2 separate regions of the Homo sapiens genome follow, and region 1 is linked to region 2. Evidence: read pairs that join two places in POLR2A ChIA-PET (ENCODE). Cell type or tissue: PC-3. All regions are shown on one strand. Each heading gives the region's core, and the rest is flanking DNA. Links, peaks and the distances in the headings are about the cores only. Region 1 overlaps LRP6 (LDL receptor related protein 6). Region 2 holds the start of GPRC5A (G protein-coupled receptor class C group 5 member A).

Region 1 (11,574 bases), core at 3,407-7,406, 640 kb before region 2:
ACTTTAGGCCTAAAATATCCTAATAGTAAGTTATCTCAATATTCTCCCCTTTCCTTTTCTACTTCTAATACTTTCAGTTTAGCCAACTCAAAAGCCATTCTGATTCCCCTTGCCTAAATTTACAAAATGCCTCAATACCTCAGCCTTCCACCATGACTTCTACCTAGGACTCTAAATTAATCTTTTATAGTCTCTGCATCATACAAACAGGTTTCAAAACATGTAAACTGGGAGTACATCACACCCATCATTGCAGAGTATTCATTTTCCTGCCTACTCCATACTTCTCTTTTTCTCCCAGCAAGCAAGTCCTTCAAGGCCAGAGTCAAACCTTACCTACTCTGTAACCCTTTCTAATTGACTCAGCTTTACTTCTTTTAATCCTTAGTCTTTAGTACTTACATGATATTAGCTTTTTTTTTTTTTAAGCATACTTCCTACCTCTAGGATCTCAGCCCTTGGAAACAAGAACCATACCTTATAACTAATTTTATCATCAATGCCTACTACAGTTCACTGCACACAGAAATATCATATACATATTTACTAATATTTTGGGGGTTTTGTTTTGAGACAAAGTCTCACTGTGTCACCCAGGCTGGAGTGCAGTGGCACAATCTCGGCTCACTGCAACCTCCGACTCCCTGGTTCAAGAGATTCTCCTGCCTCAGCTTCCCAAGTAGCTGGGACTACAGGCGCCCAACACCACACCCGGCTAATTTTTGTATTTTTAGTAGAGGCAGGTTTCACCATGTTGGCCAGGCTGGTCTCGAACTCCTAACTTCAAATGATCCACCCACCTCAGCCTCCCAATGTGCTGGGGTAACAGACGTGAGCCAACGCACCTGGCTTGATTTTTTTCTTCTTCTTCGTTTTTCGAGATGGGGTTTCGCTCTGTCACCCAGGCTGGAGTGCAGTGGTACAATCTGGGCTTAATGTAACCTTCACCTCCCAGGTTCAAGTGATTCTCCTGCCTCAGCCTCCCTCGTAGGTGGGATTACAGGCGCTCGCCACCACACCCAGCTAATTTTTTTGTATTTTTAGTAGAGACGTGGTTTTGCCATGTTAGCCAGGCTGGTCTTAAACTGCTGACCTCAAGTGATTCGCCCACCTCGGCCTCCGAAGTGCTGGGATTACAGGCGTGAGCCACCGTGCCCAGCCAAAGCCGGCTAAGATTTGACGGGTTTATTTGTAAGATGTTTTTAAGTGCTTATCAAATATTATAGTTACGTAAAACTAGATTTTAGTTTTCTCTGTTAAAATGACGGATTTTCTTCAGTTATTAGTTTGTCTTTTTGATTTTTGTTTTTTGAGATGGAGTCTCACTCTGTCACCCAGGCTGGAGAGCAGTGGTGGGATCTCAGCTCACTGCAAGCACCACCTCCCGGGTTCATGCCATTCTCCTGCCTCAGCCTCCCGAGTAGCTGGGACTACAGGTGCCCGCCACCACGCACGGCTAATTTTTTTTGCATTTTTTTTAGTAGAGACAGGGTTTCACCATGTTAGCCAGGATGGTCTCGATCTCCTGACCTTGTGATCCACCCACCTCGACCTCCCAAAGTGTTGGAATTACAGGCATGAGCCACGGTGCCCCGCCCATTAGTCTGCTTTTAATAAAGAAGTTATTAAAGGTTTTCCTTTGCCTTCTGAATAATCTCCACAGAAGGCAAAGATTGTGTCTTACCAGAATTTCCTGTGCTTAATGCTGACTTTATCATGTCCTTAATTACTTAAAACTGTATTCACACCCTTAAAAGGGTAAGGTTCTTCACCACTGCATTACCTCCCATGCTTACTTTTTTCAATATTTTTTTTAAGAGACAGGGTCTCACCCTGTTGTCCAGGCTGGAGTATAGTGGCACAATCATGGCTCATTGCAACGGCACAATCATAGCTCACTGCAGCTTCAAACTCCTGGGCTCAAACGATCCTCCTGCCTCAGCCTCCTGAGGAGCTAGAACTATAGGCATGAAATCTTTCGCCCAGCTAATTTCTGTAGAGACAGGATCCCACCACGTTGCCCAGGCTGGTCTCAAACTCCTGACCTCAAGTGATCCTCCCATCTTGGCCTCCCAAAGCACTGAGATTACAGGCATGGGCCACCGCACTGAACTAAAATCTTTTTTTTTTTCCGGTCACTTTTGGTTAAATATGTAGCCAAGTATTTTTTTCCACAGTGGCCCATGATCCTATTTAATCAAATGTTCAAACCTCCTAAATGATGCCTTTTGTACCAACAACTGTCTTTGAGATTTCCCCTAAGGGGCCCTAGAAAATCAAAATTCCCTTTACCTTGTAAAAGAGAGATGTTAAAAATAATAGTTTATTTGATCAAACGTTATGGGTCATATGGAAAGCACTGTCAAAGCCAGAGAGGCTTACCCTCCCTAAGTTTAAGTTAAATTTGTATAGGTAAAATGTTATTAATAGGGATATTTTGGAAGTTCTATGAAGGTATAAAGCTCCTAGAAATTCATCAATGCCCTCATTGTCCATGTCTATTAATCAGAGTTCTGGTGCTGCTTTGCCTGGTATTAGACAACAGTATAATGTCATCAGTCATAATTTCAGGGATTTTTTTTCCTCAATGTTAACTTGGTCATAATTTGGCTTCTTTAATCTTCTAGGTTGGCTAATGGTTCTCAGTTAAGAATTCACATCATTTACTTATGGAATGCTATTATATAGAAGTTAACGACCTACTCCAGACTGCTAAATCTTTTTCCTTGATAATCTTGATACATTCTTGATATACTCTATACATATATACATTCTTGATATACTCTTGACATATTCATGGTCCATTACATCTTAGGATTATATGTCTTTAGATTTTCTCTCTGCAATGAATATATTCATCTATATTCATAAATGACATGTACTAGCCACTCTTCTTTAAAATAAGGTTAATCGGCTGGGCGCAGTTGCTCACACCTTAATCCCAGCACTTTGGGGGGCTGATGCAGGTTGATCACCTGAGGTGAGGAGTTTGAGACCAGCCTGGCCAACATGGCGAAACCCTGTCTCTACCAAAAATATAAAAATTAGCAGGGCGTGGTGGCGCGTGCCTGTAATCCCAGCTACCCAGGAGGCTGAGGCAGGAGAATCACTGGAACCCAGAAGGCAGAGGTTGTGGTGGGCCAAGATCGCGCCACTGAACTCCAGCCTGGGCAACACAGCGAGACTCTGTCTCAAAAAATAATAATAAAATAAAGTTAATCATTACGCTTATAGATATGCTTTTGTCTAACACTTTTTTGGGTTGATTTTAGTTCGCATGCCACAAAAATCAAACTTCCTTGCCAATTTCATTATCTTTTCTAACAAAGTTTCATAAGATCTTTCACTTTTTTTCTTTTTTTTTATTATTATACTTTAAGTTCTAGGGTACATGTGCACAACGTGCAGGTTTGTTACATATGTATACATGTGCCATGTTGGTGTGCTGCACCCATTAACTGGTCATTTACATTAGGTGTATCTCCTAATGCTACCCCTCCCCCCTCCCCCCACCCCACAACAGGACCTGGTGTGTGATGTTCCCCTTCCTGTGTCCAAGTGTTCTCACTGTTTAATTTCCACCTATGAGTGAGACATGCGGTGTTTGGTTTTTCGTCCTTGCAATAGGAGATCTTTCACTTTTAAGATTATCAGTAATAGGTTAATCATCACCGTTTTAAGTATTTTGTCATCTACAGATAGTTTTCTGTTTTACTCTAATGCTTCCCTGAAAGCACTTGCAAATCAGCTACAGGCCAGAGTGCACTTGTCTTCAATAAAAAAGGGCTATGGGCCAGGTGTGGTGGCTCACGCCTCTAATCCCCACACTTTGGGAAGCTGAGGTGGGCATATCACTGGAGCCCAAGAGTTCGAGACCAGCCTGGGCAACTTGGCGAAACCCCTTCTCTACCAAAAAATACAAAATTAGCTGGGTATGGTCGCACACACCTGTGGTCGCAGCTACTAGGGAGGCTGAGATGGGAGGATCACTTGAGCCCAGGAGGTCAAGGCTGCAGTGAGCCAAGATTGTGCCATTGCACTCCAGCCTGGGTGACAGAGTGAGACTCTGTCTCAAAAAAAAAAAAAAAAAAAAAAGAAAGAAAGAAAAAGGAAAACTACTACGCCAGGTAACCTGAACACAAGCGTCTGATGGCATCACTTAAATAACTCTGAGACCACACCAGTGGACTGAGTCAAGATTTCCAAACAGCTAGTAGAAAAACAGATGGGTTCGTGAGACTGCTAACACAGATCCAGCAGAACAAGAATTAATTACATAGGACTGAATAAACTGATGAAGGATGATTATGGGTTTCGTTTAAAATATTGCTGATGCCTTAGCGTCCTATTTTCTGGATATAAGGAACCCCTTTCTCTTTTCTCTGAAGCTATCTATAACTCACAACAATTTAAGGAGACTATGTTTTTGTAAACCGAAATAAACACTTATCTTTTTCTCCCCCGTCTTACTCCTCCAGAATTCAAAAACTCTTATTATTTTTATTTTCATGGCAATATAGTTATCTGCAGAGGTTCAATGAGTCTGCCTTCTAGCTGGAAACATTACTTATGCAACCAAGGCTTTGACTGGAATGCCACATTTGAAAATATTCATTTAATCAGGTATGACCAAATACTTCTAAGTTACAGTTGACTTTATGAACCAACGCTTACAGTCCTCTTAGGAAAACTGGCCTGGTAACTGGCTTACAGAGTTCCCAGCCTTGCAGGTGAATTAAGCAAGATCACTTCCCGGCAGGCTCAAAAATCCTAGAATATTTTGGGAACTTCAAGACAGGAATTCACCCAAATTTATAGGTATTACAAGTGAAACCTGATGGTCAGTTCTTGACTTACCTTTATAGTCTCAAGAGGCATTTTAAAGTCCAATCAGATTCCTTAAAAAAACTTTCAGCAAGGCAATATTAAAAGACCTATTATATGATAAATTACTATTATTGCTACACCTATGTAAATAATCAGGCCCAATCTAATGAGATCAACTTCTCAATGACTCTTATTCCATTGTCAACAGTGACTGATTTTGTTTTAAACAACAGGGAGACTGACCAGTGCACATCACAATTGCCCATTACTTACTCATTGACTTGGCTTGAATAAACTTTAGTCAGGATTCTCTTCTCCCCACAAATTCCTAAACTTTGGCTTGCCCTAAGCTTAAGAAAGTAGATGCACAACTTCTTCCCTCATTCTGACCATTAGCTGACTGCAGAAAAAAAAAAAAATGCTTTCCAGTTAAATAGTCCTGGTCATGCAATCTGCTCACCCCTACCTATTTGGCCCACATTCCCACAAAGTTCCTGATAGCCCTGCTTACTTCTCCTTTCTATAAAAAAAAAAAAAGCCTTTTTCGGTTTGATTTTGAAGTGTGTTGCAGATCCTGTAGTAAGCATGTCCTTCTACTGCAAAAATCCTTTCAAATAAAGTCTCTCCTTACCTAAGTCTAGCTTTGTTTTTGCTTTTGGGTTTGGTCACTTTTTTTTTTTTTTTTTTTTTTGAGACAGAGTCTCACTCTGCCATCCAGGCTGGAGTGCAGTGGTGCGATCTCATCTCACTGCAACCTCCACCTCCCAGGTTCAAGCGATTCTCCCTCCTCAGCCTCTCAAGCAGCTGGGATTATAGGCACCACCATGCCTGGCTAATTTTTTTGGATTTTTTTTGTAGAGATGAGGTTTCACTGTGTTGTCCAGGCTGGTCTCAAACTCCTAAGCTCAAGCGATCCTCTGCCACGGCCTTCCAAAGTGCTGGGATTACAGGTGTGAGCCACTGCACCTTGGCCTCAGCTTTGTTTTTATTTACAGTATAAGTACTATGACAAACTACCTATTTGCAAATGCCAAATTTTACATTAATATGTATTTCCCTCTATCAAAGTCATCAGCATCTCTTTCAAAACCACAAGAAGGCCCAGGTAAAATAAGGTACATACAGAAAGTCCTGCACGTAAAATTACTGTCCAGAGTACAAACAATCTGGCTTTAGTCATTCATCTTTCTGATTTATAAAACGAAGGAGTTGGCCCAGGTAATTTCTAATACCTCTTCTATTTTCTTACTCTAGATATGAATTTAGTAAAAAGATTTAACTGCAACAGGACGATTGACAGGGCTATTCAGAAACACGAGATACTGGTAAACTATTTAGTGCTTCTCCAGCAGAAAAACAGGAACTTAAAATATTTTTTAGGCCAGGCGCGGTGGCTCATGCCTGTAATCCCAGCACTCTGGGAGGCAGAGGCGGGTGTATCACCGAGCCCAGGAGTTCAAGGCCAGCCTGAGCAACATGGTGAAACCCCATCTCTATAAAAAATACAAAAACTTAGTTGGAAGGATCACCGGAGCCTGGGAAGGTCCAGGCTGCAGTGAGCAATGATCGCGCCACTGCACTCCAGCCTGGGTGACAGAGACACCAGCTCAAAACAAACAAACAAACATAGGCCAGAGTGGTGGCTCATGCCTGTAATCCCAGCACTTTGGGAGCCAAGGCAGGCAGATCACTTGAGGTCAGGAGGTCAAGACCAGCCTGACCAACATAGCCAAACCCCCTCTCTACTAAAAATACAAAAATTAGCCAGCATGGTGGCACACGCCTGTAGTCCCAGCTACTCAGGAGGCTGAGGCATGAGAATCACTTGAACCCAGGAGGCAGAGGTTGCAGTGAGCAGAGATTGTGCCACTGCACTCCTCCTTGGGTGATGAAGCAAGACTCTGTTTCAAAAAAAACAGATTTTTTTAACGTATCAAAAGCTGAGATTCAGAAATAATTTCTCAAGGTAAAGACTCCAATAATCAAACCCACACTCATTTGAAAGTATTTAATATATCCATACAATGGATTACTCAGCCATTAAAAGGAATGAAGTACTGACACATGCAACATGAATGAACCCTGAAAATGCTAAGTGATAGAAGCTAGACACAAAAGGCCACATATTTTATTCCATTTATATGAAATATTCAGAGTAAGCAAATCCATAGAGACAGAAAGTAAATTCATGGTTACCAGAGGCTGAGGGAAGGGAGAAATGGGAAATGTATGGGTTTTGAGGGAGCAGGGGATGATAAGCGTTCTGGAATGAGATAGTGGTGATGTTTTACAACCCTGTGAGTATACTAAAAGCCACCGAACTAGACATTGTAAAATGGAGATTTTTACTGTATGTGAATTATAGCTCCAAAAAACTTGGTTTAAAAAAGTACTTGACAGGCCGGGTGCGGTGGCTCACGCCTGTAATCCCAGCACTTTGGGAGGCCGAGGCGGGTGGATCACGAGGTCAGGAGATCAGACCATCCTGGCTAACACGGTAAAACCCCGTCTCTACTAAAAAAATACAAAAAAAATTAGCTGGGCGTGGTGGTGGGCGCCTGTAGTCCCAGCTACTTGGGAAGCTGAGGCGGGAGAATGGCATGAATCTGGGAGGCGGAGCTTGCAGTGAGCCGAGATCACGCCACTGCACTCCAGCCTGGGCGACAGAGCAAGACTCCCTCTCAAGGAAAAAAAAAAAAAAAAGTACTTGATAGAAAGGGCTTAATGAAAAAAAAAAAAGAAAGAAAGAAAAAAGTACTTGAGGCCAGGCATGGTGGCTCATGCCTGTAATCGCAAGCACTTTGGGAAACCAAGGCAGGAGGATCACTTGAGCCCAGGAATTCGAGACCAGTCTGAGCAACATAGTAAGACCCTGTCTCTACAAAAAAAAAAAAAAAAAAAAAAAAAAAAAAATTAAAAATGAGCCGGGCGTGGTAGCACGTGCCTATAGTCCCAGCTACTCTGGAAGCTGAGGCAGGAGGATCGCCTGAGACCAGGAGGTCCAGGCTGCAGTGAGCCATGATAGCATCACACCACACTCCAGCCTAGGAAACACAGTGAGACCCTGTCTCAAAAAAAAAAAAAAAACTAATTATATCAGTGCAATAGTTATATCCTAAAACCAGAAAACACGTTACATAGTCCACACCTTGAATTCAATCTCAGATATGAATATGCTGATTTTTTAGTAGTCTATTTAACATATCTAATCTATGCTAAGAAATCTTTATTTATTTATTTTGAAAGACAGGGTTTTGTCTGTGATATGGAGTGCAGTGGCATGATCATGGCTCACTGTAGCCTTGAGTTCCTGGGCTCAAGTGATCCTCCTGCCTCAGCCTTCTAAGCAGCTGAAACTACAGGCATGTGCCATCGTGACCAGATAATTTTTTAATTTTTTATAGATGTTTCCCAGGCTGGTCTTGAACTCCTGACCTCAAGTGATCCTCTCGCCTTGGCCTCCTAAAGAGATGGGATTACAGGTGTGAGCCACCATGACCCAGACTAAGAAATCTTTGTAATCGTTACAAATTTATAATTTAACTATAGCTAATGAACGATTGAGTCAAAACACAAAATGGCATTCCAAATAAATGTCATAAAAATTCACATCTTTTTATATTACTTTAAATGTAAAATTTACAGTGCTCAATATGTGCAAACCTCTGGTACATGGTGCATATAAAGGGGAAAAAGGTCTACTCTTCAAAAACTTTTCATCAAAGAGCTATTTCTGCATTAGCATAAATCTAGAAGGTTACAAATAAAGACAATATAATGTGTAGCTAAGAATTCATGGTAATGAAGTTCACTCGTCACCTTTCTCAGACTTGCAAAACATAGTATCTTTAAACTGGATATATGGATATACAGTACTTAAATTATACGTACCAATAAAGCTAATCATTAGTGAGGAAGACTCCTATCCCTTGCAGTCCTTTACTTGTAGTTTGGGTCTTGTAGTGATAAAACAATGACTAAGACCATTAGAGAAAATAGCCTCCTGGTTAAACATACATAATTTGATAAAGGTAGGTTTCCAATATTTGGGTGACTATTTTCTTGGGAAAAAAAAAATGACAGCTGTGTGCAGCAGGCTCACGCCTGTAAGCCCAGCACTTTGGAAGGCCAAAGCGGGTGGACCACCTGAGGTCAGGAGTTCGAGACCAGCCTGGCCAACATGGTGAAACCCCATCTCTACTAAAAACACAAAAATTAGGTAGGCATGATAGTGGGCGCCTACTAATCCCAGCTACTTGGGAGGCTGAGACAGGAGAATCACTTGAACCCAGGAGGCAGATGTCACAGTGAGCCAAGATCATGGCACGGCACTCCAGCCTGGGTGACAGAGCGAGACTCCATCTCAAAAAAAAAAAAAAAAAAAGACTACTGCTGGTCATGTTATTTTTATTGAGAGTCTCATCAATAACTTTAGGCCTGGTGTTAATAACTTACATAACTTAATGTAGTTTTCTGCCTAAAAATATAATTTCATTTTGCATCCCCAATCTCCTCCTGAAATTAGTTCCAAAATATTTAAGCACTTATACAAGGTCCTTCCAAGCAAGATATTACAGAAACTACAAGTTATGATACCGCTAAAAGGATCACAGCATCAAAGTATCAATAATTTTCACCGAAGAGTCCAAGCACATTTTAAAAGTTTCTAGCCTCACACCCGAACAGCTTGAACCTTTAGTGAGAATACTCACTGCCGCAAACACGAACAGCTTGAGAAACAAAAGCATATGTTAATAATACCAAATAACCTTGTTTCCTTGCATTTATGTACTGACAAATTGTATTTTAAAATAAATAATTTTAAGAGCAAACAGCCTGTTCTTAGATTGCCTAGTCTGTATATTTGACTAAATTTCAAAGTTACTCATATAAAACAGTGTTTTATTCACTGAAGTGAGGCTTACTTTATAGAAGATAAACACCCTTATCCGAAGTGAAAACATGCAATGCAGAAACTCAGTATAGCATTCAGCCATCCTGCAGAAAGAAATCCACCAACTGAATAATTGTTGTAAACAAATAATGCAATTTCTCAATTAGATGTCTTGATAAAATTATTTTGCCCATGCTTAACTCTTTAATAAGTATCACAATCATTTGAACTGTCTGTTCTGTAGCTTATTTATAATAATCATCACCTAAAATAGTTATGGCTGCAATCCTTTAGAAATAAATTTAGGCCAGGCGCGGTGGTTCACGCCTGTAATCCCAGCACTTTGGGAGGCCGAGGCGGCTGGATCACCAGGTCAGGAGATGGAGACCAACCTGGCTAACATGGTGAAACCCCGTCTCCACTAAAATACAAAAAAAATTAGCCGGGCGTGTTGGCGGGGCCTGCAGTCCCAGCTACTCGGGAGGCTGAGGCAGGAGAATGGCGTGAACCCGGGGGGCGGAGCTTGCAGTGAGCCGAGATTACGCCACTGCACTCCAGCCTGGGCGACTGAGCAAGACTCCGTCTCAAAAAAAAAAAAAAGAAAAAAAATTTAGTGTCATTCCGTTTTATATCAAACAAAACAGAAATTTCCATAAGTAAAAGTATTTTATGGAGCTTTTATTCCAGTTGCAGAAGAATCAAAAAAAATTCCAAAACCACTGGCCTAAAACTATCAACTGCCAAAAACAGTGCCCAGGACATAGCGACACTTAAAATGTTTTACCAGTCTTTCCAGAGTATAATGTTTCTTTTAATTCGGCCATCTTAATAATAGCAACCATTTATTCAATGTCTACTATTGACTGTGCGTTCTACTACCCCTTTACAAACATTTCGTCAGTTCTCACAGAAGTCTTGCAAGTTATATCCCCACCTAACAGGAAAGGAAATAACTTGTCCAAAGGAACACAAAGCGGCAGAAGAGTTTAACTTGGCCTGTTTAACAACAAGCCATGTCTTTCTGCTATAGTACCTTCCATATAATCTTCTCTAAATGTAAACTTTCAATAGAATTTCTACGATGAAAATAATCTTTCTCAGAGTAGTTACCCATGGCCTAAATAGCACTAAACATTATTTTTCCAGTATGCGCAAAATATTTAAACAAAAAATATACGTTCTCATAAAATATTTTCCATTAATATATCCCTTCCCAGAATCTCCTTTGATATTTAAAACAGTCCTTTCTGACAGCCAAAGCATATATAAGGACACAGTAGTTCAGTACAGCAAATGGAAAAACTTCCAATTAAAGCAAAGAAAAAAATCTCTTAAAAATTGAATCATGGCCGGGCGCGGTGGCTCACGCCTGTAATCCCAACAGTTTGGGAGGCCGAGGCGGGCGGATCACGAGATCAGGAGATCGAGACCATCCTGGCTAACACGGTGAAACCCCATCTCTACTAAAAATACAAAAAATTAATCGGGCGTGGTGGCGGGCGCCTATAGGCTGAGGCAGGAGAATGGCGTGAACCCGGGAGGCGGAGCTTGTAGTGAGCTGAGATCACGCCGCTGCACTCCAGCCTGGGCGACAGAGCAAGACTCCGTCTCAAAAAAAAAAAAAAAAATTGAACCACAGGAAATCACTATTAGCCCTTCTGATAATAACAAGCTAAAACCTTAAAATTTAATAACCAGACAAATTATTGTTTAGCCAAATGAGCAAACCTGAAGCCAGGTAAGTAAACAGGAATGACAGTATCAAATTAACTATATGAAACTGTCATCAAATATCAATGTAATACTTGACAAGTTTGGAAAATAATAGGTTAAACAAAGTTAAAACCGGTCTC
Region 2 (11,574 bases), core at 3,900-7,899:
TCATAATTTCATCTGGCGCCCCCGTTCAATCAGCCTGCATTGTCGAGGCTTTAGGAGAGGCAGTTAGGAAAGGAGAGATACTGATCTCTCAGCCCCAGGGCAGCACTAATGGTGCCTGTCTAGACTCTGACAGGTGGAGCTGCTGAGCTAACTACGGACCTGGTGGGGGAAGTTTTCCTTGGCTTTCACGTGGCTTTGGCTGGGGAGCCCTGAGAAGGTGGCTGCCTCCTTTTTCTGAAGCCTGGCTTCCCATACGGCAGTGGCTGGGGGAGAGTGATGGAGAGAAAGGCTAAGCTAAGGTCAAAGAAAGTGGAGGAAGGCTGGCTTGTCCCGCTGGACTTGACGGCGGAGCTGCTGCAATCTCGCGGGCTGGGCCCTTGCCCCGGGTGGACCCGAGTGCCTGCGGGGAGGCGGGTGTGGCTCCCCCGGGAGGTGACAGCTGGCGGGGCCCGTAAGGAGCTGGTCTGCTCCGGCTCCCCTCTCGTAGCCGGCGCCCTGGGACCAGCGCGTGAGCACGTCTCGGAGGAGTCCGATGCGCTGGGCAGGGCCGGGTGGTCACCCCCGCCCAGCTTCCAGGGGTGACTGTGCCTCTGACGTCAGACGGTTTTTGGGTCATTCCCTGGCACGGGGACTTTATTTTCATAACAGCATGAAGTGCCGTGGAACTGGAATAGGCGTGTCCTCTCCCTCGACCCTCCCCCTCCTTGTCCCTCTGCTCACCCCTCGCTCGTTCCCTCCCTCCGGCGAGGGCCGCCTTTATAACAACTGCTCAGAGTGCGAGGGCGGGATAGCTGTCCAAGGTCTCCCCCAGCACTGAGGAGCTCGCCTGCTGCCCTCTTGCGCGCGGGAAGCAGCACCAAGTTCACGGCCAACGCCTTGGCACTAGGGTAAGTGAGGCGCCAGGAGCCCAGAGCGCTGGGGCCTCCGGATTTAAATCGTCTGGGGAGAGCGGGGCGTTGGGAGGGGTGGGATAGAAGAGGAGAGAAATCCTGGTAATGGAATACAGTTGGCTATGAGAAAAAAATTCCCTAGGAAACAGTTCCTCTAGTTTAACAACTCAGATTTTTTTTTTTTTTTTTCCCCTTTGCGGGTTTCCTAGGCTAAGATAGAGGCAGAGAGCAAAGAGATAATCAGGGTAATAGTTTCTGCTCGGACACATTCTACAAACTTTGAGTAGATGGAATCCGGCCAGGCAGGAGGTGAGCAGCTCTGGGATCACTCTGCAGGAAAAGAATAGAGGGAGAAAGATCTCAGAGGACCCGAAGGTACTGGGAGTGGAGGGGGAGTGGGAAACAAGGGGCAGGGGCAGGAGGGAGGACACGGTGACAGCTACTATTTTACCCAGATGCTGCAAAAAGCCCTTCTGAGTTTTGGGAATTAGATCTAGAAGCCCATCCCTTTTCTCTTGATGTGTGGGCGGTCAGTTCCACTCTGGTGTGCCTTGAGTTGCTCAGAAACCTGGGACAGATGAAAGTTGAATGTGCGCTGAGAGTGCACCTTCCACTACCGACTTTATGGATAGGATTTGGGAATAGCATAGATGCTGTTCCATCTGGTCCCTTAAACATCCATGGGGAAGGCTGGCAAATAGCTTTATTTTATTTTTTGAGATGGAGTTTCACTCTTGTTGCCCAGGCTGGAGTACAATGTTGCGATCTCAGCTCACCGCGACCTCCACCTCCCGGGTTCAAGCGATTCTCCTGCCTCAGACTCCCGAGTAGCTGGGATTACAGGCATGCACCACCACTCCTGGTTAATTTTGTATTTTTAGTAGAGACGGGGTTTCCCCATGTTGGTCAGGTTGGTCTCAAACTCCCGACCTAAGGTGATCTGCCCGCCTCAGCCTCCCAAAGTGCTGGGATTACAGGTGTGAGCCCCCGCGCCCGGCCACAGATAGCTTTAAACATCCATGGGAAAGGCTAGCTAACAGCTGAAACCTGCTCAGAATCAAGGAATTTGAAGGACTTTCCATTCCTGACTTCTTTCCATTCCTGATTGTCTCCTCAGAGGCTTGTGTAAACACCACACCTGTTGAAGGGTTCGGCCGAATCAGCCACTGCTGTGGGTTCATTCCTGAAGGGGAACACTTCAGCTACTTCAGACACAATGGGCTAGGGACCACGGGAGGGGTGAGGGCGGAGGGGGCACACACCCTCCAGGTTTGCATGCCGGTGTCTGCTAGGTGAGGGAAGGAATGAGGGGAAGGAAGGGCCGGGAGAGGCGCTACGTGGGAAACAAGGGACCTCTCCAAGGGCGTGGAGAGGTGAGTGCCTCAAGGGCAGAATGGAATGAGCAGAACCCTTTGGTTTCCCGGGAAGAGCTCTCAACCTTGAGTCAGGAAGACTGATTTCTCCTCCCAGCTCCGCAGGAACATGGAACTGTGATCAGGCAAGGGGCTGGGCCTGAGTTCCTCATAGGGGTCTTGGGGAGGCCCCCAGTTTCCCCTCCTGTGTTTCGATTCTGGCCCCTCTCCATCTGCACACGTCGCCTTGGAAGTTCCCTTTAGAACTGGCTTTTTTGTATTCTAGTCTTGAATGGTAATCGAAGACAACAGGGTATGAAGAACAATTTTGACGGCGTGATTTTATTCTTCTCATTCTGGGTCCACTACTATTTAAAGTCCCAAGATTAAGCTGAGGAATTAATATGGTGGTATAGTAAACAATAAATTGAGGAGTATTTTTGCTTGAGGAATCTTTGACTTCCTGAGTAGTTCAGGGTGTTTGCTTCTTTTATTCTCATTTTTATTGCACTGTGGTCAGACTATATGGTCTGCACATTTCTTATTTTCTAATTCCAGATTTGTCTTTGTATTCTAAATATGCTCATTTTTGGCAAATGTTCCATTTGGACCATGGACCATAGTTCCTATTAAGCAATCATAATAGAGTAGAGATGGCAAACTATGGTCCATGGACCAAATATGGCCTATAGCCTCTTTCTGTAAATAAAGTGATTTTTGTTTTGTTTTGTTTTGTTTTTGTTTTCGTTTTTTTGAGATGGAGTCTCGCTCTTGCCCAGGCTGGAGCGCAGTGACGTGATCTCGGCTCACTGAAACCTCTGCCTCCCGGTTTCAAGGTTTCAAGCCATTCTCCTGCCTCAGGCTCCCAAGTAGCTGGGATTACAGGCGCCCGCTACCACGCCTGGGTAATTTTTGTATTTTTAGTAGAGACAGGGTTTCACCATGTTGGCCAGACTGGTCTCAAACTCCTGACCTCAGGTGATCTGCCTGCCTCGGCCTCCCAAAGTGCTGGGATCATAGGCATGAGCCACAACCTGTAATCCACTATTTTACTAAAACACAGCAATGCTCATATGTTTATGTATCATCTATGCTGCTTTCATGCTACAAATGTGTGGCTTGCAGAGTCTTAAATTGCTTATAACCTGGCCCTTTATAGAAAATCTATGCTGATCACTGATATAGAGGATCTGAATTATATGATTAGTAATGGAGATCTAATAAGATATGAAGATAGAGAATATTTCTATTTAAGTATCCATAGAACATTTACACAATTTTACCATGTTCTTATTCATATTGTATATTTTATCTGCCAAGGACTGGTAAAGAAGTATGAAAGTCTCATGCAACTATAGTATTGCCTTTGGGTTCTCCTTGTATTTTCAGCAGTTATTTATTTATTTTGAGACAGGGTCTTGCTCTGTTGCCCTGGCTGGAGTGCAGTGGCACAATCTTGGCTGACTGTAACCTCCACCTCCCAAGCTCAAGTGATCCTCTTGCCTCAGACTCTTGAGTAGCTGGGTCTACAGGCACCCACCACTACACCTGGCTAATTTTTAAATTTTTTGTAGAGATGGGGTTTTGCCATGTAGCCTAGGCTTGACTCAAACTCCTGGGCTCAAGCAATCTTCCTGCCTTCACTTCCCAAAGTGCTGGGATTATAGGTGTAAGCCTCTGTACCCAGCCTTCAGTACTTTTTGTTTTACGTATTTTGGTGCTATATTAGTTGGTGCATAAAAGTCTAGGATGGTTTTTTTTTTTTTTTTTTTTTTTTGAGACAGAGTCTCGCTCTGTCACCCAGGCTGGGGTGCAGTGGTGCGATCACGGCTCACTGCAAGCTCTGCCTCCCGGGTTCACGCCATTCTCCTGCCTCAGCCTCTTGAGTAGCTGGGACTACAGGTGCCCGCCACCATGCCCGGCTAATTTTTTGTATTTTTAGCAGAGACAGGGTTTCACCGTGTTAGCCAGGATGGTCTTGATCTCCTGACCTCGTGATCTGCCCGCCTCAGCCTCCCAAAGTGCTGGGATTACAGGCGTGAGCCACCGTGCCCGGCCCAGGATGGTTTTATCTTCAGTGTAGAGCATCCCTAATTATTATAAAACAAGCCTTTTGGTCAATATAATATCTTTTTGCTTTGATTACAACTTTGTATGATATTAAAACCTTAACTTCTACTTAATTATTTTACCTTGAACAACTTACTTAACTTTGTGTCTGACACATAATACTTGTTAAATAAATATTATGTTAGTATTTCTTTTTATTTTCATTTCTTTCTGTTCTTTTGCTTTTAACTCTTGTGTATCTTTTTGTTTTAGGTTAGGTTCTTCTAGGTATGATATAGTTTAGTCTTTTTTTTTTTCAAAATAGTTACCATTTACATTTCTTGTAATAATAGTTACTTGTTATTGTCATCTAATTTTAGGCTATATGGTTTGGTTGTCTCCATCTCCTTCTGCATTAGACAGTATATATCATATCATATTTTTAGATCTACTAGCAACTGAGTAGATGGTAGTGCCATTCTCAGGGCTTTGAAAGATAGGCTTGTAAGGAGAGGTGATCAGTTTAGCTTTGAACTTGTTGGATCCAGTGAATATTACCCTTATGTATCAGAATAAGATATTTAAATGAAGGGATCTTTGAGAGCCTTAAGATAGTATACTAGTAGAGGGCCGGCGCGGTGGCTCACACCTGTAATCCCAGCACTTTGGGAGGCTGAGGCGGGCAGATCACGAGGTCAGGAGTTCAAGACCATCCTGACTAACACAGTGAAACTCTGTCTCTACTAAAAATACAAAAAAAAAAAAAAAAAAAAAATTAGCCGGGCGTGGTGGTGGGTGCCTGTAGTCCCAGCTACTCGGGAGGCTGAGGCAGGAGAATGGTGTGAACCCAGGAGGTGGAGCTTGCAGTGAGCCGAGATCACGCCACTGCACTCCAGCCTGGGCAACATAGTGAGACTCTGTCTCACAAAAAAAAAAAAAAAAAAAAAGGATAGTATACTAGTAGAGGACTTCACTTTATTTTCCTATTTTCTGGAAATTTCATTTCTTTGAATTCGGGCATAAGAGATTTAGAAGCTTCACTCAAATATTAAGCTTTATTTAAAAAGATGATTTCCAGTATTTCATTTTATATTCACATTAATCAAGTCTACATGTTTCGTTTAGAGTAACAGGAAGATGGTAATACGCCCAGGGAACTATCTGGAAGTGTAGAAATTGGGATGAACACCGTGGTTATACTTGTTTTGATCTGCCTGTGGTGCTATGATGACTTATTTTCTCTCATTATTGCATAGAAACTCAATTCAGTGATGTTATTCAGATGTTATTCATAAGTTATTGCCATGATTCATCACTTTTATGTCATCAGAGTTGGGATGGCTACCCAGAATAGGGGATCCTGGAGATTTCCCTGTAGACGCTTTGCATTTATAAATAATCCTTTATCAAGGGCAGAGGGATTTCTGTAGGACTTCTCCCTTAGAAGAACTCAGCCTGGGTAGAAATACGAGGATTAACATCAGCACATATTCATCTCCAAAAAATTTTCCTCCCCATTACTCACACTTGCCAATAAATAACTTGCTTTGGGTAAATATTCAGCACTCAGTCTTAGTCCAAAGCATTTGCTCAGCAATCACTGTGTAGAGTACAGAGTAAGGGGGATACCAACAAATAGAAGTTTGCTCTATTTTCTTAAGAAGCTTGTTGTCTGGCCAGGCACGGTGCCTCACGCCACCTTCCTATCTTCCTAGGAGATAGATGCCACAAAGAAGCTTGTTGTCTGATAGGCAGCTCAGCAGTGATATTAATTTGTAATATATAACAAAGATATGGAAAAACTTGAGTGCCAAGAAATATTTAATTGTAAAAACCATGAAGAGATCGACACATTTAGAGTGCAATAGGATTTCAAGTCCAGGTGTGATGGCTTACGCCTGTAATCCTAGCACTGTGAGAGGCTGAGGTAGGTGGATCACTTGAGCCCAGGAGTTCGAGACCAGCTTGGCCAACATAGCAAAACCCTGCGTCTACTAAAAATATAATAATTAGCTGGATGTGGTGGCGCATGCTTGTAATCCAAGCTACTTAGGAGGCTGAGGCACAAGAATCGCTTTAACCTGAGAGGCAGAGGCTGCAGTGAGCTGAGATCATGCCACTGTACTCCCAGGCTGGAGTACAGAGCAAGACCCTGTCTTAAAAAAAAAAAAAAAAAAAAGGCCATAGGATTAATAGTAATAATGATAATAATTTAAAAAACTCATGATAGAGGTTAAATCTTGGGCAAAGTTTTGCAGAAATATGGTAAGTGGATCATAAATAGGAGGGAGAGGATCTTTCTGGTTAGGAGAATAATTCATGTGTTGAGGCAAAGAGCATGAGAAGACCTTAAATGAACCCAAATTCCCTTCCAGATGGAAAATACAGAACTCTAGGAAGATTTGCTTGCCTTGCACGGAGGTGGAGACGGGAGTTAGGGAGGAAGGAGGAGATAGGTGGGAGGACTAATTGGAGAAAGGCCTTGAAGCTCAAACTGGGGCTGGATCTGCCGTGACAGACAAAAAGGAGCGAATACGCTTCTTTTTTTTTTTTTTTTTGAGACCATGTCTCACTCTGTTGCCTAGGCTGGAGTGTAGTGGCGTGATCTCAGCTCATTGCAGCCTCTGCCTCCTGGGTTCAAGCGGTTTTTGTGCCTCAGCCTTCTGAGTAGCTGGGACTACAGGCGTGAGCCACCATGCCTGGTTCATTTTTGTATTTGTAGTAGAGATGGAGTTTCACCATGCTGGCCAGGCTGGTCTCTTAACGCCTGACCTCAGGTGATCTACCCGCCTCGGCCTCCCAAAGTTCTGGGCTCACAGGTGTGAGCCACTGCGCCCGGCCGATAATTTCTTTTTAACCTCCTTTGCGGACTCCTACCTAGATGAGATGGTGCTCCACATGGTTCTGTCCTTGGCTTCCCATGTGATCTTGTCTCCTCTTGAGGCTTCAGATACCACTCTAGGTGATGACTGCCAGTCTGTGCTTACAGCCCAAACCTCTCCTGAGCACCAACCCATATGCCCACGGTGCAGAGACAGCACAACCCAGTGTCAAGGAGCCTGGCTTTTAAGAGTCATGTAATCTTGGGCAAGTTATGTAATTTCTCTGTGCCTCAGTTTCCTCAGCTGTTAAAGGAAGGCATAATAATAGGGTTGTTGTGAGGATTAAATAACACCATATATGGCCAGGAGCAGTGGCTTGTGCCTGTAATCCCAGTACTTTGGGAGGCCGAGGCGGGCAGATCACCTGAGCCTCAGGAGTTGAAGAGCTGCCTGGGCAACATAGCGAGACCCCACCTCTACAAAAAATACAAAAAGTAGCTAGATGTGGTGGTGCGCACCTGTCCCAGCTATTCAGGAGGCTGAGGTAGGAGGATCACCTGAGCCCAGGAAGTCGAAGCTGCCGTGAGCTGTGATTGTGCCATTGCATCACTCCAGCCTGGGCGACAGAGAGACTTTGTCTCAAAAGAAAAAAAAAAAGAAAAAAGAAAGGAAACCATATATGGCTCAGAGGAAACTCTCAAGAGGACTTGGGTCTTTTGACTTGTTATTCCTGGATAGCTCCACGTGCAGGTCGCATATTTATCAAAGAGCCAACAAAGCTACACTTAGCATCTCTCCTTTCAAGCCTGTATTTCTAGGCTCTGACAGTGGTGCCACTCAGTTGCCTAAGCCAGAAATCTGGGAGTTAACCTGGGCTTTTCCATTCCCAAAGCCCTGTCTCTTCTACCTTCATAAAAATCTCCTACCATTTCCTGTTCATCTTTCATGTTTCATCTCCCTGCTTTCTTCCCTAAAGCATTAAACATTAAAAATAATTATTTTAAAACCCCACTAGGTAGAATGGGTCACTGTTTTCCATGTGCCCTCAGCATTCCTAATGTATTCCATAACTTCTTAGTTGTATGTCAGTGTGATTATTATTCATTCCAAGGGCAGTGGCCACAATTTTATATTTATTTATTTAGTTTTTTGTTTTGAGACAGGGTCTCACTCTGTTGCCCAGGCTGGAGTGCAATGGCATGATCATAGTTCACTGCAGCCTCGAGTTCCTGGGCTCAAGCAATCCTCTTGCTTCACCCTCCGAGTAGGGGGATCACAGGTGTGATCCTGGCTAAATTAGCACCCGGCTAATTTTTAATTTCTTTTTGTACAGCGGGGGTCTCACTATGCTGCCCAGGTTGGTCTCAAACTCCTGGGCTCGAGTGGTCCTCCCATCTCTCGGCCTCTCAAAGTACTGGGATTACAGGCGTAAGCTACTGCCCCCGGCCAGGGTTGCTTGTTTTGGAGACTTCTCAGCAAGCCAATGCTTGAATATATGGTGGTTTAAATGGAGAGAGGTTGGGGTCAGGGAGAAAAGCTCTAGAGATGATGACAGTGATTTAGAGGTGAAAAGGAGGATTGAATTATGATTATGACTACTTATAAAGAGCTATTCTTTCTGACCATGTGACACTGGACATGTACCTTCCTCACTCTGTTAGGTTTCTCACCTATAAAATGGGCTGTAGGAATGTTAAATGAGGTAATGGATGTAAAAGCATGTAAATGAGAGAATATGTGTAAAAATACATAACTACTCAGCATAGTGCCTGACTCATAATAGGACTCAGGAGGTGACAGTAGCTGTCATTATTCTTACTCATAATTACATCATGACTGTTATTACTACTGACTGAATGTAGCAATTCGAGAATAGAGAAAAAATGAAAATGCTAGAAAGTCACACATTTTCAGGGCTGGGCTGGCGCGAAGACACATTTTGACAGAATGAGAGAAATCTCATAGGAAGGAAGACAAAGTCAGTTTGTCTTTGCAAGGTTCTGGGCCCCAGATGATTCATTCTCAGATGCTCTGGGAAGGACTGCGTAGAATAAGCATGGGCAAACTTCCAGGCCTAGTCACAAGCAACTCTACACACTTTCCCCATCTCTCTGGTTGCGAAGAGGAGTCTCAGGTTAGAAACCCAAAGCGGGAGACTCATCACATGTTCACGTTTTTCCCTGCACAGTGGTCAGTGCTGTGTGTCAGTCAAGGCCATGTCTAGGGTCAGCGCTGCTCCAGGAGCCTCTGGCTTTGTCCTTCAGGTGGGCAGTCCCTTGCTGTGTCTCTTCTTCAGACCCTTCAACCTTACCTCTAGCCCTGGCTTTTAGTTTGGGTAGGAGTTTGTGGCACATACTCTTTTAATGACAGGAGATGGGGCAAGAATGAGGATGAGGGGGAGAAAGAAAGACATCTGGAAGTTTTGTACATGAAGCTCCCCAGGTGGGTGAACGGTGGAGCTGAACATGAGTTCAGACCACGTAGTTCAGCAGCGTGTCCTGCATTTTATAGATGAGAGGAGGCTTTGAGAGGTCAAGTGACTTACTTGTTCACACAGCCTGGCAGCTGAAACCCCTTCTCCCTAAAGGGGAGGAGGAACAGAGGGCTTGGAGTTGACCCAAGAAATGACTTCGCCCTCCTCTTCCTTTCCTCCCTCTTCCTCTTGTTCTTATTCTTCCCTTCCCTCTCCCTCTTCCCCACTGGTTTTTCTAAACCTTTCTTTTGGGGCCGGGCACAGTGGCTCACGCCTGTAATCCCAGCACTTTGGGAGGCCGAGGCGGGCCTGAGGTCGGGAGGTCGAGACCAGCCTGACCAACATGGAGAAACCCCATCTCTACTAAAAATACAAAATTAGCCGGGTGTGGTGGCACATGCCTGTAATCCCAGCCACTCGGGAGGCTGAGGCAGGAGAATCACTTGAACCTGGGAGATGGTGGTTGCAGTGAGCTGAGATCATGCCATTGCACTCCAGCCTGGGCAACAAGAGTAAAAACTCCGTCTCAAAAAAAAAAAAAAAAAAAAAACAAAAAAAAAACAACCCAGAAAAACCCAAAAAACAAACAAACAAAAGAACCAAAAACCCCTTTCTTTCATGCCTAGATTCATTCCAAAAAGGTTTAAGACAGCAACAAGTGATTCCAGGATCTCAGCTGTGGGCATCCTTGTGTTACTGGATGGCTGTGTGTTAATTGTTAGCAGCTGGAATAAGTGAAGAGGGTCTCGTCCTCATACTCAAAGTCCTTTGCTCATGCCCAAGGCCAGAGGCTACTCATGCTGAAACATTACCATCTCCCTCCAAAGTGCAGGGTTTAGTCACTGAGTACTGGGTGGAGCACATGACTGGATCCCAGTTAATCCCTCCCAGCTTACCAGTAAAACCTCAGGATTCATGCTTTCCTGGGAGCCACCTGCGGCCACTAAGATAGGAGCGGGGTTCAGACATGGCCAGGCGCTCCTAATCTCAGACCCAAAGTGCAATTTTTGGCAGCCTGCATGAGAAGGAGGGTGGGAGGAAAGGTGGCTAGAACCAAGGGTAGCAGCCTGGGGGCTTGAGAGGAAACCAGGCACAGCCCATCCTACCCTGTCTCACGAGCAGCCCGTCCTCCTCCTGACTCCCCTTACCCCACACACCGAGCGCCATTCTCTTGCTGCCTCATCTATTCTGGTTAGGTACTTACTGAGCATCAGGTGCTAGGCAAGTGGCTGGGGAGAGACAACGTTTAATGACTCAGTCTCCGCCTGCACAGAGCCTTTGAGTCTAGAGGGAGACACAGACTTACTGACAGGCTGGGTTGTGTAATAAGTGCTACGGGAGGAAAAGCTGAGAGTGTCTGAGAATTTATGAGATGTGTGTCTCATCAGACTTGGGCATCAAAAAAAAAAAAAAAAAAAAACCATCCTGGAGGAAAGGACCTCTACGTCAAGTGAAGGGTGGGGTCCATTTGGTTTTTATAGGAGCAAGTTCTTTGTTGGCTGGACTCTAGATCTCCCGTCCTTTGACTTTGGTTACAAATAATATCCAAACCACCGCTAGTCTCATTCTCTTTTCTCTTTCCTGCTCTAGCCCTTTGCTCCTCTCCCAGGCTGTTTCTCTAGCTCCAGACAGTTCATATTCCTAAATGCTGATCACTTCTCTTTTCCCTCTCAAATGCTGCTTTCTAGAAATCATTTTCAGTTTTTCAGAACCCTGTCCATCTCTTCCAATCCCCTGGTGTCTTTCCCTTACCTGGGTCATTCTCTGGGCAACATGGCACCCTTTCAGTGCAGACTTGTTTATTAATAACTCCAGTGAGTTTTATTTTCCTCTTACTAAATTCAAAGTACTCAGAACATTTTAGACTTGTTGAGCAATCCCTATCAGCTTAGGGATGGGGTGGGGGAGGCTAACAGAGGTGAATTAAGAATGATAATTCCAAACTAATTAGTCATCCAGATTAAAAAAAATAGACTAAGATGGTTTTT

What was found. Peaks named below come from ENCODE experiments on the same cell type or tissue, not always from the same donor. Only the 100,000 strongest peaks of a DNase experiment are listed, where the experiment ranks them.
Region 1: POLR2A ChIA-PET joins it to region 2 with 5 read pairs; 1 of 35 experiments calls an interaction of 5 or more read pairs at or near these places.

What each region holds. Positions count from the first base shown.
Region 1 is chr12:12,250,071-12,261,644 of GRCh38, forward strand. The region is part of intron 1 of LRP6 (LDL receptor related protein 6); the gene reads right to left. Among named protein-coding and RNA genes, the nearest start is that of LRP6, 11 kb to the right of the region's middle. In PC-3, for the core only: no CTCF peak of the experiment used is centred there; a DNase peak (open chromatin) is centred at 5,091; H3K27ac peaks cover 1,122 bases.
Region 2 is chr12:12,890,778-12,902,351 of GRCh38, forward strand. It overlaps GPRC5A (G protein-coupled receptor class C group 5 member A), which reads left to right and starts at 785. Exons shown (of 4, transcript NM_003979.4): 1 at 785-887. In PC-3, for the core only: no CTCF peak of the experiment used is centred there; a DNase peak (open chromatin) is centred at 5,744; H3K4me3 peaks cover 2,971 bases; H3K27ac peaks cover 1,693 bases.